2 separate regions of the Homo sapiens genome follow, and region 1 is linked to region 2. The links are chromatin loops, found by intact Hi-C in ENCODE. Cell type or tissue: mammary epithelial cell. All regions are shown on one strand. Each heading gives the region's core, and the rest is flanking DNA. Links, peaks and the distances in the headings are about the cores only.

Region 1 (8,122 bases), core at 2,738-6,737, 210 kb after region 2:
CATACCTCCGTACCCTAGGATGAACTGGAGCTCACCAGACGGGCTCTGGAGAAGGAGCGGCTACACAGCCCAGGTGCAACCAGCACAGCAGAACTGGGGTCCAGAGGGGAGCAGGGTGTGCAGCTGGGAGAGGTGAGCTGGGGGCTCTGGGGGAACAGGTGACCCAGCAGGGAGCTCCTGTCCAGGGGTTTGTCCCCTTCCCTTGGGAACTGGGTTCCTGAAGCTTAAACCTGCCAGATTGGTCTGTGTGTCCTCTGTCTGTTCCCTACCTGTCTTAGGGGCTGCCCAGGTGAGATTCACAGGTCTTTCCCACAGGTCTCAGGAGTGGAGGCTGAGCCTAGTCCTGATGGAATGGAGAAGCAGTCATGGAGACAAAGGCTTGAACACCTGCAGCAAGCAGTGGCCCGGCTGGAGATTGACAGGAGCAGGCTGCAGCGCCACAATGTCCAGCTGCGGAGTACCTTGGAGCAGGTGACCCCTCTTCTTGTCCAGTGGGCATGCATCTCCACTTCTCGTGTGGTCCCTAGAGCATAGGCTCAGTAAATTACAGCCTGTGGGCCAAATCCAGCCTGCTGCCTGTTTCTGAAAATTAAGTTTGTTTTTTTTTTTCCCGAGACAGAGTCTTGCTCTGTCTCCTAGAGCTGGAGTGGAATGGTACGATCTCCGCTCACTGCAACCTCCACCTCCCGGGTTCAAGCAATCCTCCTGCCCCAGCCTCCTGAATAGCTGGGATTACAGGCATGCACCACCATGCCTGGCTAATTGTTGTATTTTTAGTAGAGATGGTGTTTCACTATGTTGGCCAGGCTGGTCTTGAACTCCTGACCTTGTGATCCGCCTGCCTCAGCTTTCCAAAGTGCTGGGATTACAGGTGTGAGCCACCACGCCCAGCCCTGAAAATTAAGTTTTATTGGAATACAGCCATGCATTGTTTATGGCTGCTTCCCTGCTATGCCCCACAAAGCCTACAGTACTTACTGCAGGAGAACTTTGCTGGCCTTTGCTCCAGAGGTCTGAGAGGCTGGCCCTGCCTCTTCTGCTTCAGGAGCACTTCTTTGCACTGAGGCCTGCCCTAGCTGTGCCTTCCTCAGCCAGGAGTTCTCTTCCCATGGTTACTGTCCCCTCATATACCTGCACAGGCACTGGCCACCTCTGGAGAAAGGCAGCTCTGCTCCAACCACAGAGCCAAGCCGAGCCCTGATTTCTTATTTGCACCTTGGCAGGTGGAGCGAGAACGGAGGAAGCTGAAGAGGGAGGCCATGCGTGCGGCCCAGGCAGGGTCCCTAGAGATCAGCAAGGCCACGGCTTCTTCACCCACACAGCAGGTTTACTCATTTTCCTCAGCTGCAGCCTTAGAGAGCCCAACCCCAGCCACCAGAAACTCAGCCCTCCTCATTGCATATCCCGGGCCAACAGCACTTCAGCTAGTCCAGAGAGCCCCTCCTGACTGCATTCTGCCCTGCTCGGCACAGCTCAGTCTGTCCCTGCCCTGAGAAGGAGGCCCAACATTGGGGTGGGGGTTGGGGTGGCTAGTGGCCCTGCCTTCTGAGGGACTTAGATCTGTGTACTCCCAGACCAGTGCCACAGGCTGGCCCGGGAGTGGGGCTCATGGGGCTCTGCTTAGGATCCCTGGTGTATGGGGGTTGTGTGGTGCTTGCCAGCTCCTGAGGAGCCTAGGAGCTTGATCACAGCTTGATCTCTTAGACCTTTTTACAATGTTGAGTTTATAGGCTTAGGGTCCATGGTCTTTCCTGGAGCCAGTGTCCCTTTTTTGGGTAAGAGGCTTGGGGAAGACTCCCCAAACTACTCGTCTAGGTGAGGTATCCCTGCCAACAGACACAGGCTTGCAGCCTGACAGGGAGGCGCTGTTTATGGTGGCTGAGCACTAGATCTCCATCCCTTGTCCTTTATTGAAAGTTCTCAAGGGCAGGCACCGTGTCTTCCTCTCTGCATCCTTAGCTCACAGCCCAGGGCTAGCACAAAGCAGATACATGGTGTACTTCTGTTAAATTAAAACATGCCTCAGAGAAGCAAATGCCATCCAGGCCTTTTGGATGTTTTGTGTCAGGTCTCCATGGCGTTGCCCATTATGCTGGTGTGGGGCCTCTCCTTGCTGCAGGGCCTGCTGCCCCATAGACGTCCAGTCTGAGTTCAGATGCTTCTGGCCCATAGCCCTTGCCCAGGCCCCTAAGATTGTGATGAGGTTCTGCAAGGAAACTTGCAGAAACCCCAGAGTGGGAAGGCCTATGCCAACAAGAGTGCTGTTTGTCTTCCTTAGGATGGGAGAGGACAGAAGAACTCAGATGCCAAGTGTGTGGCTGAACTGCAGAAAGAGGTATGTTCTGGATTTTCTAAGCCCATATTCCCTCCCTTGCACTCAGGCCCTTTGTGCACCTCCAGCAGGGAGAGGGGAAGTTCCTCCCTTCAGAGAACTTCAGTCTCCATGGGAGGCAAAAATAGTCCCAGTCCCAACCCCATCTCTCATATGCCTAGGGTGGGAGTGGGGAAGAAAGCATGATCCTGGCCCCCGACTTCCAAATCCATACTTAGAAAGGGAAAGGAATAGGAAGAGGGCTGAGGAGCAGGCAGAAGATTCTAGGAGGACAGGTGGGAGCAAGGGAAGCCATCCTGGCCTCCCTGCCCTCAGAGGTGCCCTCGCAGCCAAGACTGTTGCCAGTGCCCCAGACAGAGGAGCCAGGCACCAGCACAAGCTCCAGGCCACACAGCTCAGCACAAGCTCCAGGCCACACAGCTCAGCTCAAGCCGCCACTCGCAGAGAAGTGACTTGAAGAGCCTTCCTGCCTCTTAGGCCTCAACTAAAAGTCCACTCTCCCTTTCAAGTTGCAGGAATCATAAGTGTTACCTTTTTATTTCTGAGCCTATTTCAGAAATCAGTAGTCACTACTGGCAGGGCCTGACTCTGTAGCTAGACCTAAGCTATTACTTTGAATTCTATTAAACTCAGAATGTTTTTCTATTTTATTAAAAAGTCAAAGCAGGTGCAGTAGCTCACACCTGAAATCCCAGCACTTTCGGAGGCCAAGGTGGGCGGATCGCTTGAGGTCAGGAGTTTGAAACCAGCCTGGCCAACATGACGAAACCCTGTCTGTACTAAAAATACAAAAATTAGCTGGACGTGGTGGTGCACACCTGTAATCGTAGCTACTCAGGAGGCTGACACACAGGAATCACTTGAACCCGATGGGGTGGAGGTTGCAGTAAGCCAAAATTGCATCACTGCACTCTAGCCTGGGCAACAGAGCAAGACTCTGTCTCAAAAAAAAAAGTCAGATAGTGGTTATACTTGAGTATATATTGTTATCAGCCTCATCAAAATGTACATTTAAAACTGGGCATTTTTCACATGTAAATTATCTTTCAGTGAAGTTGATGAATAGCTTTGTGGTTTTCAAGCGCGCTATTTGAGTCACATGTGCAGCCAGGATTGAGAATCACTGGATTCTAGAATTCCTAAGGGCCCTTCCTCTAAACTCTCTACAGCCTGTTTCTGAGATTCGTGTATGTGGTAGAGTTGATTCAGATGATCAGCCAACGAGCTTCAGAGAACACAGAGCAGGAAGAGCTGGGACAACTTCAGGGCCCTCAGCTGCTCTCGCTTTTTTTTTTTTTTCCTGCCCACCAGGTGGTCCTGCTGCAAGCTCAGCTGACTTTGGAGCGGAAGCAGAAGCAGGACTACATCACCCGCTCAGCACAGACCAGCCGTGAGCTAGCAGGCCTGCACCACAGCCTCTCACACTCACTTCTTGCCGTGGCCCAGGCCCCTGAGGCCACTGTCCTGGAGGCAGAGACCCGCAGGCTGGATGAGTCCCTGACTCAAAGTCTGACATCCCCAGGGCCAGTCCTGCTACACCCCAGCCCCAGCACTACCCAAGCCGCCTCCAGGTAGCAGCCACAGCCAGGAGCACACAGACAGAAGACTGTGTCATGGGTCATGGCCCCTCCGCACACCTACAGGTTTGCCAAAGGAAAAGCCTGGCTCTGTTAGGCACCCAGGAGCCCCAGGTCGGCGGGTGTTCCCAGGAAGAGGAAGTAAATCTGCAACCCTGGGGAGGACCCCAACTCACCTGGGAATGAGGCAAATTGCATTTGCTTGCTCCCTATGGAATCACCCAGAGGGGTGCCTTGCCCTGGCTGAGGGACATGTACTGCCTCTCATCTAGAATTTATTTTCCTAGCACTTCACCACCTCCTTCATCTTCTCCTTCAACAATAAACCCTGGGATCTTTGCATTCATTTTCTGCTGCTGTCTCCACTTGTGCAGCTGGGTGGCAGCACCACATCAAGGGAGTTTATCTGGGAAGAACTTGCCAAAGATTCCTGTTGAGGTAGCATGCATTTATTGTACACCATGCACTGTGATAGGGAAGGGTTACAGAGAACACACAAGACAAAGCCCCTGTCCACAGACAGCCTACAGTCCAGTTGATGAGAACAGGCTAACACTCATTTATGAGTCAGAGGCAATTCTGTGTACTGACTAGAAGAACTGTAGAAATTCCAGGGGCTGAGGAAGGGAGGCACGAACTGGCCCTTGAAAGATGGAGTGGGGTTGGAGGTGTTGCCAAGCACACAGTGAGAAGACTGGTCTGACTGTGGCAGGGGGTTGGGGCTGAGCTTGGGTGGGTTGAGCGGGGAGATTTTGGAGGGTTAAAAGAAGTTCTGGGGCCTCAAAAACACAGCGTTGACCTTTAGCTAAAGTCAGAGTCTCTGAGTTCAGAAGCTCCACATGGCCTCATTCCTCTTCTACTCTGGGTGAATGTCCTTGAGATGTCGCTTCCTGGGCATATCAGCTGGAACTGATCTGGTCGCCTGTAGTCCAACCATGTGTCAAGCCAATCAGAAGGATGGACTATGGCGGAACTTCTCACCCATGGACTGGTCCTAGTGGAGGCTGGACAGAACCCAGCTCACAGGCTTAAGACCTATTGCTGGCAACCTCCTCAAAGCCTAAAAATTGTTTAATTTTTTTAAGAGACAGGGTTTTGTCCTGTCTTCCAAGCTGGAGTGCAGTGGCACAATCACATCTTACTGCAGCCTGAAACTCCTGGGCTCAAGTGATCCTCCCACCTCAACCTCTCAAAGTGCTGGGATTACCGGTGTGAGCCACCATGCCCAACCAGAACAGTTTTCCTTAAAGAAGCAGGCCATTACCTTCCTCTGGCACTCCCACCATAATCTGGAATTCCTCTTTACTAAGCCTGGGGATGGAACTGAGACCTAGCCAAGAATCTGGGAGGGGTAAGAGCAGCACCCACTCACCCAGACCTCCTAATTTGGGGCTCAGCCCCATTATGTCTCATTGCACCACACAGAGTGGAAATGGGGCTGTTCACAGCGACTAGAGCTTTGTTCCAGAAACCTACACATGCAGCTCAGCAACAGATGCTTAGTGAAAACTTCTGAAACCCCAGAAACAGATCTGGGGCCCCAGAAATGCTGTCCTGGTCCCTATTTCCAGTCAGATTCCCTGTAGCTTAAAATCCTTACCTGGCTTTTAGGCCATTTATTTCTTTTTCCTTTTTTTTTTTTTGAGACAGAGTTTTGCTCTTGTTGCCCAGGCTGGAGTGCAGTGACGTAATCTCGGCTCACCAGTGGCAACATCCACCTCCTGGGTTCAAGCAATTCTCCTGCCTCGGCCTCCTGTGTATCTGGGATTATAGACACGTGCCACCATGCCCGGCTAATTTTGTATTTTTAGTAGAGACAGGGTTTCTCCATGTTGATCAGGCTGGTCTCGAACTCCCGACCTCAGGTGATCCACCCACCTCGGCCTCCCAAAATGTTGGGATTACGGGCATGAGCCACCGCGCCCGGCCCTTTAGGCCATTTTTATGCTAGGAGTTGTCAGAGACAAGACTTCTCTTGGTTGTTCACTTGTTACATCCTCCAGCCCTGGTTCTCAGGCTCGGGCTGACAGAGGGTCCCTGTTTTTTACCTTAGAGTTTCTTCTCAGCATCATTTTCTGTAGGTCATGAGCCAGGGCCTTAGGCCCCACATACCTTCTGGGCCTCAGAGAGGTTCCAGCAGCTGAAAGACATCTTAGAGGCTGCCAAGCAGGGTCTTTATTCAGGACTAGACTAATCTGTATTTGCTCTTCTCTTTCCATCCAACCCTCAAGAGCCCCCCAGCTCCATTATAGACCTCGGCCTAGGGTCTCCCCTCCCCACCAGATATTCAGAGCAGGGCTGGCCTTCAGTTCAAGTGTAGACTGTGCTCTTGCCCTCACACTCGAGCTTGTGGATGATCTTCCACTCCGGCTTTCTAAAGTACACTTTCCTTGCCCAGTAGCAGGATTGCCTCTGTGGAGTGTCCCACCAATAATGGTGACAACTGCTGTTTTCATCAGCTCCAGACCCAAAGAGACCTGAAGTGGGGAAGTGTGAAGGAAGGAATATGTGTCATCCAGGGGGGACCCAACTTTGCCTAAGGGCATGAGGCCGGAGCCTCCTTTCCTGACCTTGTCACATGTGGCAGGGTATAACCAGAATGGTGAATCCAGCAGACGGGAGGAGTCCCTGGCAGTCCAGCCAGTTCTCGTGGATGTACTTGAGGAAGGTGCAATTGGCCACCAGAACATGCAGGAGTAGAGGTTAGAGCTCAGCCACAGAGATTATCTTCTTGCAGAAAACTTTTTTCCCCCTTCCTAATCTTGTCTGCTTTGATAGAAGCTGGTACTGGCTGGAAAGGCCTGAAAGCAGGAGGGGACAAGAGTCGTCAGAGGCTGGGCAATGTTCTTGTTTCCGGGGAGTGCTGAGGTCCGGCGGGTGCTGCCCCTGTTCTCTCAAGGATCCCACGTGCTTTGTGTGTTAGAGCAGTGACCATCACCTCCCAACCCAAGGACCTTTGCTGCTCTGCTTCCCACATGGGACTGCCAGCACCCTGAAGGCAGAAAAACTGAATGTACCCGTTAAAGGAGGAGAAGCTGGTGGTGTATGTTGAGATAAGGAGGGTGGGGAGTGTACAGTTACAGGCTGCACAGGGAGGGCAAGATCAATGTTGACACCAAAGTGCCAAAGGCTGTCTGCGCCAGGTCTGGGGCCCCCACTGGTCATACCGCCTGATAAAACCATTGCAGTCCACACTAGGTCTGGAGGCTTCGACACCCACAGCATGTGGGTGTTCTCATGCAGGCCATGAGTATTCGGGGTGCTTTAAGTGCAGGGGAGTTCTGTTGTCCACGTTATTCTTAAAGCCCAGAATAGGCCCTGTTTTATTCTACAGAGATAGGAAGGCACTGGGGCTCACAGAGTGGTGCTGCTTCCCACCCTCACCCTTCTGCCCCCACCTGAGCACAGTGTGGTGCTCAGTGATGGTTATCCTATATTCCAAATACGCATGGCCCAGGACTGGCAGAGTCGGAGCTCGGGGTCTAGCTGTGACCTGGGGATCGGTTGGAGTAGCTTCTTGACCAGCCGGAATTGGGTTAGGTGTCCTAGCATTGGTGCCTATGGAGAAGAACACAGACTGTTTATCACTCACCCCTGGTTCCAGTACCAAGGAAAGGCTGGAGCCATTGCAACTGGAGGCCCAGCGGAGGAAGGGATCAAGAAGAGGATGCAGCCCAGAGCCCAGGACCGAGCATCCACCGGCCTCTGGAGATGGCGTGGTCTCCAGTTGCATCGGGGCTTCAGGGCCCATCTGAAGTGCTGATCAAACCAGGCAGACACACCATGCTGGTGAAGGCAGGCTTTGTAGATGCGGGGCTGAATTGAGCAGCCACAGAACCTCTGCAGCTCTGGGGCCAGTGGCAGAACTTCTAGAAGTACCTGTGGGGTGGGAAACCCCAGCCACAAAAGCAGTGAGCTGACTTCCAGGCCTGAGGCTTTGCCTGCAGGCCTCATCTCAGCCCATGGGACAGATTCCTGGTTTTTTTAGTTTGGCCTTGGGGTAGATGATACCTTCAGCTGTCCACCCTGCAATACCTCACCTCCTGCCTTCTGACCCAGTACTCTGCAGAGCGGGGGAATGGGGCCAGGGGACAGGGGCAGGGAAGAGGAAGAAGCAAGAGCTGCCAGTGTGCTCCAAACCAAGAGAGCCCTCCACATGATTCTGGGCACAGCTGAGGAGGAGTGCAAGCTCAACTCTGCTCACCACACTTAA
Region 2 (8,122 bases), core at 2,763-6,762:
GTTGAGGCAGGAGGATCCCTTGAACCTGGGAGGCGGAGGCTGCAGTGAGCCGAGATCACACCACTGCACTCCAGCCTGGGCAACAGCAGCAAAACTTCATCTCGAAAAAGAAAAAGAAAAAGAAAAAACACAACACAGAGAGGATTCTTCTCCTCCAAAGAGGATCTTCTGCCAGACGTCACCATCTCTGGGCCCCAGTGAGTTCTGTGACTGCACTCTCTTCAGGCTCCACATTAGGCCTCAAGTCCTGATGAGTTTTTTCTCGGAAATGTCTCTGGGGTTTGAGCTTCCCTTTGAATTCCATCTGTCACCCCCGGCATCTCAAGCCCAGATGGCTAAACTCCCTTCCTGACAGAGCCAATCCATCCTGGTACCACTGTCTCTCCACTGCCATCATGCCCCAGTCTTTACCAAGAATGCGCACAGTGGCTTCCTGCTGCCTGGCAGCTGATGTGTGATCTGTGCTACCCCTACTCATGGTCCCACCTGATCTCTGCAACCCTTCCTTCCCTTAGCAGCTAACTCAACAGTTGCTGCAGTCTGAAGAGCTTCCTGTTCTGTGCCTTCAACTGGACAGCTAGTCCTCAATTCCCGTTTTCCTACCTCCTTAAGCCTCACTCTTCACAGCCTGAAGCGGTGGACTGGGTCAGAGCCACCATACAGGGTACATCTGGGCATTCCCCTCCTGGAATATGAGCTTAAGAATCCTCACCTGCAAGGCGGCGAGTGAGGTGACAAGTGAAAATACCAAGCAAGCCTGGCATGGAGGGAAAACTCAAAAGATGCTGGCTGAAGTGCGGCCTGGGCTTCAACCTCAGTTTAAGATTCACCCCGTCTTGTCGTACAGCATTGCTATTTCTCATCGGAAGAAATAGCGATGATTTCTTTTTTCAAATTTTTAGGTAAAACATCAATCTTAGGGGTACTGTTCAGTGTTTCTCATTTGAAAACCTCTATAATACAGTCTTCTCTGAAGAGTAAGGAAGACATATGTTTCTTCTGATGAGTAAGTGTACTTCCTTTTATGTGACAATGGGAACTCTACAACCTTAGGGCTTTCCATTTTCCACCTTTGACCAGGAAGCTCAGAGCAAGGTCTCATACTCAATTGCAAATCTCCTGGCTGACCTGGGGGAGGGAGGCAGGGTGACATGGGGACAAAGCAGGGTCCCCAGGGTCTGTCGTGGGCTGGAGCACTCTTGGCCCCTTCTTATCCTCGATCACTCTTTCTCTAGGCCCCTCTAAGCTTCAGTCCCCTCACTTGTGTTAAAGGGATAATAAAAATGATGAGGGCAATACCTGTTTTACCTGATTGTTGTGAGACAATGCATTTACAGTATTTTATAAAATTTTAAAAAAGTCATATGAAAGTTGCTCATTAGCAGTCCAGGTTTTCCAACATAATTATTTTCCCTCTTTTTCCCTCCCAATACCTGGATCTGATCTTTCAAACTTTAAGGATTTTTTTTTTTTTGAGACAGGGTCTCACTCTGTTGCCCAGGCTGGAGTGTGGTGGCATGATCTCAGCTCACTGCAACCCCCACCTCCTGGGCTCAGGTGATCCTCCTACCTCAGTCTCCTGAGTAGCTGGGACTACAGGCTCATGTCACCACACCCAGCTAACTTTTTGTAGAGACAGGGTCTCACTGTATTGCCCAGGCTGGTCTTGAACTCCTGGACTCAACCAATCCGCCCACTTCGGCCTCCCAAAGTGTTAGGATTACAGGCATGAGCCACTGCACCCAGCCTACAATTTTATTACAAACTGTGTCTCTTAATCTGCTGTGATCTTTTCTGGAAGAATACAGAATACAAATATTAATAAATGACAAAATCATTCCTACAGAGCAGTCTCCCTGAAGGCAAGAAATTGTGTCCTTCACTTGTTTTGTACAATAATGAGTTACACTAGAAAAGCATTTAGCTATGGAAAGAACTTTCCATTTTGGTTCCTATGCTAAGACCAAAGGGAGTGCTCAATATTAAGTCGCTAAAATAAGTGAAACTGTATGGGTCACACTGAGAATGGTCCAGAAGGGGGCTTTTTGGTTGGGGTTGTATTGATAACACTTGGTGATTTAGTCACACATTCATTCTTTCATTTATCCAAGTATACACTGATGCTGATCATGAATCAGGCATTTGGCTGAGCACTGGAAAAACAACAGTGACCAACACAAACACAGTGTCCACTCCACGCTGAGGCAGCTCACAGTACAGTGTAGGAGGTGGGTAAAAAAATCATTTTAACATGGTAAGGTAAGTGTTACCAGGGCTAGGTGTGGAGGCTTATGCCTATAATCCTAGCACTTTGGGAGGGCAAGGTGGGAGGATCAACATAGTGAGAAACTGTCTCTACATAAATAAAAAGGTAAGTGCTCCAGAGCAGAGAACCACGTGGGGAGCAGCACGGATATCGTGACTGTACCTGGAGGGGACAGGAGAGGGAGGGACAAAGGTTCTAGGTAGAGGACACATAGCATGATCTCTCCAGGTAACCCCAAGAGGTTCAGTGTGCTCAGAGAAGAGATGGGTAGACTCATAAAAACAGGAATGGAGGCAGTGGCCAAACCAAGAATAAGGGTAGCCTCCAAGGAACCTGGAATAGATCTTAAGGGGAGGGGGATTGGCAGAGTCAGGGAAAGGTGCTGATGGCCAAGAAGTGAGGGCTCACCAACATCAGACACGATAGATCCAATCTGGCTCCTTCAAAGGCAGCTCCATACTGCAAGTTGCTGTGTTGCACGACGACAAACTCCTGAGCAGACAGGACTAGCTCTGTAGGCAGGGACCATCAGATGCTGGAGGGACTCACCCAGGGCCTGCATGAACACTGGCTGACTGGGATGCTAAGAAGGGGAGTCAGGTTCTGGACCAGGGCTGGACCAAATGACCTTTCAAGTTCCTTCCAAATCTGAGCTTCCAGGATTCTAAAGCAAGCCCGGTAGCTGAACTGGTGCCATGAGCTGGGATCTGTGGCTGGGGAGCTACCCTGGGCAGCAAATGGGTTAAAGCTCAAATAACTTTTATATATGAATTAATGTGTAGAGTTGGGAGCCAAAATCTGTTCCATTAATTTTTCCATCCATTCCAGGAGCAGTTAGGTACACACAGTAAAGTTTATTTTGGTGCATGGTATACTTCACTCCATTAAAAATAAATTAATCAGCAAATTCCTGCCTGGCTCAGCTCTGGTTTATGTAAATAGTGCCCAGCTGTAATGAGTTACAAGGTGTTATTATCTCACACACACACAGGAGGCTTCACTCTAGAGCTCCGCTCGCAACAAAAGCATCTTAAATAAACTGAGAGAAGCGGTTTGATTTGTAATGTTTTCACAGAAGTGGGATATACCTCACCCATATAGAGTTTCTTTATATGACTCATTTTATAGCAAGTTAAATGAAGGAAGTTTGATGGGGGAGGGAGGGGCAATATGGTTCCCCACCCCCTTTCTTCACTTTAAGAAAATCCCCCAAGAGATGACCCGCACTGAGGGAGGAGGGGCTGGTCCTCAGGTGCTCAGACCAAGGTGGCTCTGCAGCACGTGCTTCAGAAGTTGGGAAGGGGGACCAAAGCTGGGCACAGGTCTGGGTCTGCTACAACTAAGCCAGGAGGAATGTTCTCTTCTCCCCAGTATCTCATGAAAGGGGAGGCCAAGACAGGAGACAGCATGTTCCTCATTCAGTTCACTGGGAGTGACAAAGGTGACTTTGTTCTCAAGGCCTCCTTCCAAATGACTTAGGATGTGAAAGCCCTTGGTCATCAGAGGCCTCCTGGGTCCCAGACGACAGGCCTGGCTGGCTGTATCTTGGCCTGAACAGAGACACATCTCCATGAACTAGAGGCAAGAGCAGCAGAGACCATCCCAGCCTCTTCCCTTTCTCCGTCTCTAACTGAGCTGCGCGGTGCCCTCATTACTGCGTCCACCATCTCAGGCAAGTTTCTAAGTCCCTGGAATAAAGAAGGGCCATGGCAGAGAGAAGTCTCTGTTTCTTTTAATGGCCAACTCAACCCCATGGCTGAAAGCCGAGGGACAACGCGTGGTCACCGACCGGACTCGGCAGCATTACAATCTGCTCCTAGGCCACAGCAGGCCCTGGGGGGTTTCCCTTTTGAACCTACACCATCCCTTCCTTGGCCTTTGGGAAAAGCTATCAGTCACATGTAGTTGCTGGAGGGGGTTGGGGAGTGTGTGCTGGGGGACTCTCACTCGGGGCTTCCCCTAAGGGAGAGGACACCCCGGGAGAGCTAGGGGTTCTCCCAGCCCTGTACCCCAGCAGATCAGACTCCTGGGCACACTAAGAGGAAACTCAACACAAATGGGGCCAGGTATTTGACAGATGCTGTTCAGAGGTCAGTTCAGGCCACTTTCTGCAGGGTCCTGGACCAACAGGCACTTCTCTCCTGGAGGTTCCTCGAAGCCAGCTGGCGGGCCGTGCGGAGGGCCCAGCCCATCAAAGTCCCTCGTCGTTGTAAGTCGGAGAATGGGGCTTCAGGATGCTCTGAGGATTCTTCTCCACTAGAGGGCGCCAGCTCACCTCCCCTGTCAGAAGCAGATCCTCCCCGTTCATGGAGTCCAGGTACTGTATCTGCAACCAGGGGAGGGGGAAGGAGGAAGCGACAGAGGCAGGGCAGAGGTGAGGAGCCAGCGTCAGGAACCAGCCTCCCAGAGGAGAGGAAGGAAGGGGACGGGGCATGAGGGGGGCTTCTGACCATCCCAGGTCCCAGACCAAGCCGTCCCAGGCCAAGCCGTCTCTGATCTCCTAGATAATTTCACTAAGGTGGTTCAGAGAAAGCAGTCACTGGGGAGCTGGGTGGCGGGGGCAGTTAGGGAATTCCCTATCACACCTCTGAATGGAGACAGACACACACCTCCCAAGGACACGTCTCCCCTACACGCCCTCCCTAGACAGCTCCTGCAGGCCAGGAAGTCAGGGCTTGCAGCGCACACAGCCATGCTGTCCACCCCAGCACTGCTGGGTGAGAGTCCTGATTCTGTCCCTTCCCAGTGCTGCTACCCAGGGTGGCAGCTTCCCCTCTCTGAGATTTAAGTTCCCTTGTCTTGAGAGAGGGGATAGAAACAGGTACCTCACAGGACACATGAAGAGATTCAACAATATGCATATATGCAGTGCTAGGCACTCACGCTTTAAACATATGTATGCCTCTGTTGTCCTCTAGTGGGCCCCTGGTCAGTGGGCCCCAGTATCACCTCTCTAGGACAGTAGGGGCAGACAGCTCTGCCATTAAAATGGTCATCATCCAGAGAAGCCACTGCTGCAGGGCCAGGAGACTTCATCTTAGGCTTTAGGTCATTCCCCCTTCCAAGAATCCACCACTCTGGTTGCTTCCGCTTCCAGCTGCTGACGCTTGAACTCAACCCCAGCCTCTCGCACGTGTCTTGGCTCTGGATTCCCACCTGCCCTGCCATCTCTTCCCTAAAGCCCACTCCTCCCTTACAGTGACTCCATTTCTGCCCCCAGTGCCACCCCTCTGCCCACCTCCTGGGTTGAAAATCTCAACAGAACCTCTGGTTGGCTCTTGGGCCATCGGCCACACCAAACAGTCTGCTCAAGGCCCAGCTCCTGCTCTTCCTTTCCCGGCCTTCAGCACTCTGCCCTCCCTGTATCACATAACAGGCTGGCTTACTCCAGGGTTAGCCGTGTGCCTGGGCTTCCTCACCAAACCATGAGCTGGCTCCTCGAGGGCAGGACTGGGTCTTATTAATCGTTGCTTTCCCAAGAGTACATGGAGCAGCAGGTGCTCAAAAGGTTTGCTGATAGAACTGGGTCCCCACCAAAGCTCCCTGCTTTCCCAAGAACCCCTTCACGGTTTTTCCACTGCCTCTCACTGGGGCCACATGGGACCTCTTGTAGGGACAATGGTTGTGGCAGCCCCTTCCTAGAGGGCCCTCGGAGAAGTCCCAGTGTGTCTTGTTGGGGCTTCTGGCACAAGCCCACCATGGCAGATGGAAATGTTGGGCAGGTCTCTCAGAAAACACAGCATTTGCTTTGCGAATTGCTACTCCCGTCTGAGGGTGAGTCCAGTCAACAGAGTATCAGAATTCTCTGTGAGTGGGGCCCTCTGGCCATGCCGTGCCCTCTCCCTGGCTCTAGCAGATTTGAAGAGTGGTCAAACAGAAGTCCTGGCTCCTGGGATTCTCTACCCTGTGGGTCTGCAGAGCCCCAGTATGTGGTTTTTCCAGCAGTTAACAAGCTAGTCCTATGGGCCCTGTCTTCTCAAGAGCTGAAGTCCAGCCTTGCCTTTCCTGGTTGTTGAAGACCATGAATACAAGTGAACAAGAGAGTAACTGTGGCGTGACACCCCTTCAGCTCCAGGGGCCAGGCCATGAAGCAAAGGTGTGACTCATGGCACAGCCTGAGCTGTCTGAGGCAGCTGAGGCCTCAGTGGTCACATGAATCACACAGCTTGGGGCCCTAGGGCAGCTGTGCAGGCTGACTCACTGGGAGGCCCTGGAAGAGCCTCTATGTCCTCTTCGCTGCCAGTCAGCTCACTCATCTATCAAGTATGAGTTTCCCATCAATACAGGATCTGAGGGCAGGGAGGTCAAGGAATTAATTCCCCGGGGCTTGAGGACAGCTATGTGGGTAAGCAGCCCCCACTGCGGAGCTTTCTCGTAGAAGCTTTGATGTCGGGGAGCCCTGGGGAGCCAGAGGGGTGAGAAACTGAAGTGGGGGGACTCTACTTGACTGTGGAGAGCATCTAGCAGGAAGAGGCTGTCTGTGAAATGCTGCCTGCTGCCCAGTTTTGCTGGAAGTCAGGAGCAGGAAACAAATCCAAGTGGGTAGAGAAGGGGTCCACAGTGGGCAGCTGCTACTACACCACGTGCTCATATCTGCCAGGACTCTGTGGGCCCAGCTGCTAGCATAGCACTGGGCGCACAGTAGGCAATGAGGTGCACAGTGAATGAATGACTCAAAGTTCCTGAGGGCAGGAGACTACTCGATGCCTCTTTCTCTCTCTCTTCCCATTTCCCGCTCCCTGGCCCAGTTCATGGTTGGACATACAGAAGGCGCTCCTTCTTCAGCGTCTAGTGCTGATGTGATCTGGTCAGAATTCTCTCAGGCTGGTCCTTGGTAACTCCACCTCTCATGATCCCCTGAAAGCCCAAGAGGAGGACCCACTGTTGCCAGGACTTGGGAGGGGAGGGAAAGGGTCACTCACCTGTTTCCTCACATACTCTACCAGCAATTCAAGATGTCGAGGGTCTTCACATTTCCGGTTGAAGAAGGTTCTCCAGAGGGCAGCGGCCAGCCCATGATCATCTGAAAGGATCCCCTGGAACATACAGCACAGCAGTGGTCTCCTGAGGGATCCACAGAGCCAGGACACAGACGGTGGGGATACTATGAACATGCTAGCAACCATGGAATCAGCTCAGAAGGGCCCTCCACGCACAAGAGGAAAATGGGGCAGTCACACAGTAGAGGTGGAAGGGGTCTTACAAGGGTATCTGGCCCAATCCCTTCATTTTATTACATACAGAGGGAGAACAGGGGGTCCAGAGGGGCCAAGCCACCAGTTAGGTGATGCAGAGCTGGGACTCAGGCAGTACTCCGTACTGCGCCTGGCCCAGGCAACACTTGAGAGGCTGAGAAGAGAAACAGTAGCAGCAATGCTCCCCCTGCTGTCCATAGCAGCAATGCTCCCCCTGCTGTCCACAGGGCACGGGCTGGGAATATTGTGAATGTATGTTTCTCCCAGGAATGGAGGTGGGCATGGACTGTGCCTTCTTGCTTGGTCCAAGGACCAAGGCAAGGCAACTGGTCCTTGGGGGAAGGGAGCCAGCTACCTTGTCTTCACTCTTACCCAACTCTGGGCCCAGCCTCTCCCTAAGTAGGGGAACAGGATGTTCAGCAGGATTGCTGGGGCCACAGAGGGCCAGGCTCAGAGCTTGCATGTGTGTGTGTGCCTAACGCTGCCTCTTTTGGCAGAGGAGACTTCTGTTGGGAAGCTTAAAGATTACAGAGCAAAATAAGAGCCCCAGCCACCAGCTAAGGACATTTTCTAGCTTGGACCTCTAGAGGAGGGAGGGCTGAGAGTCTTGCTTCCTGGGGTGAAGGTGGCTGATGGAACAGGCCCTGAGAAGTTGCTCTGT

The links. Peaks named below come from ENCODE experiments on the same cell type or tissue, not always from the same donor. Only the 100,000 strongest peaks of a DNase experiment are listed, where the experiment ranks them.
Region 1: a loop joins it to region 2, with 2.7 times the contacts of the local background. A loop is called at or near these places in 1 of 110 quality-filtered maps.

Annotation. Positions count from the first base shown.
Region 1 is chr20:35,507,720-35,515,841 of GRCh38, forward strand. CEP250 (centrosomal protein 250) reads left to right here. Exons shown (of 35, transcript NM_007186.6): 31 at 19-132; 32 at 316-471; 33 at 1,224-1,325; 34 at 2,279-2,335; 35 at 3,644-8,122. The coding sequence ends at 3,907. Among named protein-coding and RNA genes, the nearest start is that of C20orf173, 18 kb to the right of the region's middle. In mammary epithelial cell, for the core only: a CTCF peak has its summit at 4,288; no DNase peak of the experiment used is centred there.
Region 2 is chr20:35,299,478-35,307,599 of GRCh38, forward strand. UQCC1 (ubiquinol-cytochrome c reductase complex assembly factor 1) reads right to left here. Exons shown (of 10, transcript NM_018244.5): 9 at 7,189-7,302; 10 at 3,101-4,592. The coding sequence ends at 4,458. Among named protein-coding and RNA genes, the nearest start is that of FAM83C, 11 kb to the left of the region's middle. RefSeq lists enhancers at 4,825-5,645, 5,937-7,136, 6,229-6,523. In mammary epithelial cell, for the core only: a CTCF peak has its summit at 4,526 (motif pointing right); DNase peaks (open chromatin) are centred at 3,434, 3,524, 4,524, 6,414 and 1 weaker place; H3K27ac peaks cover 4,000 bases.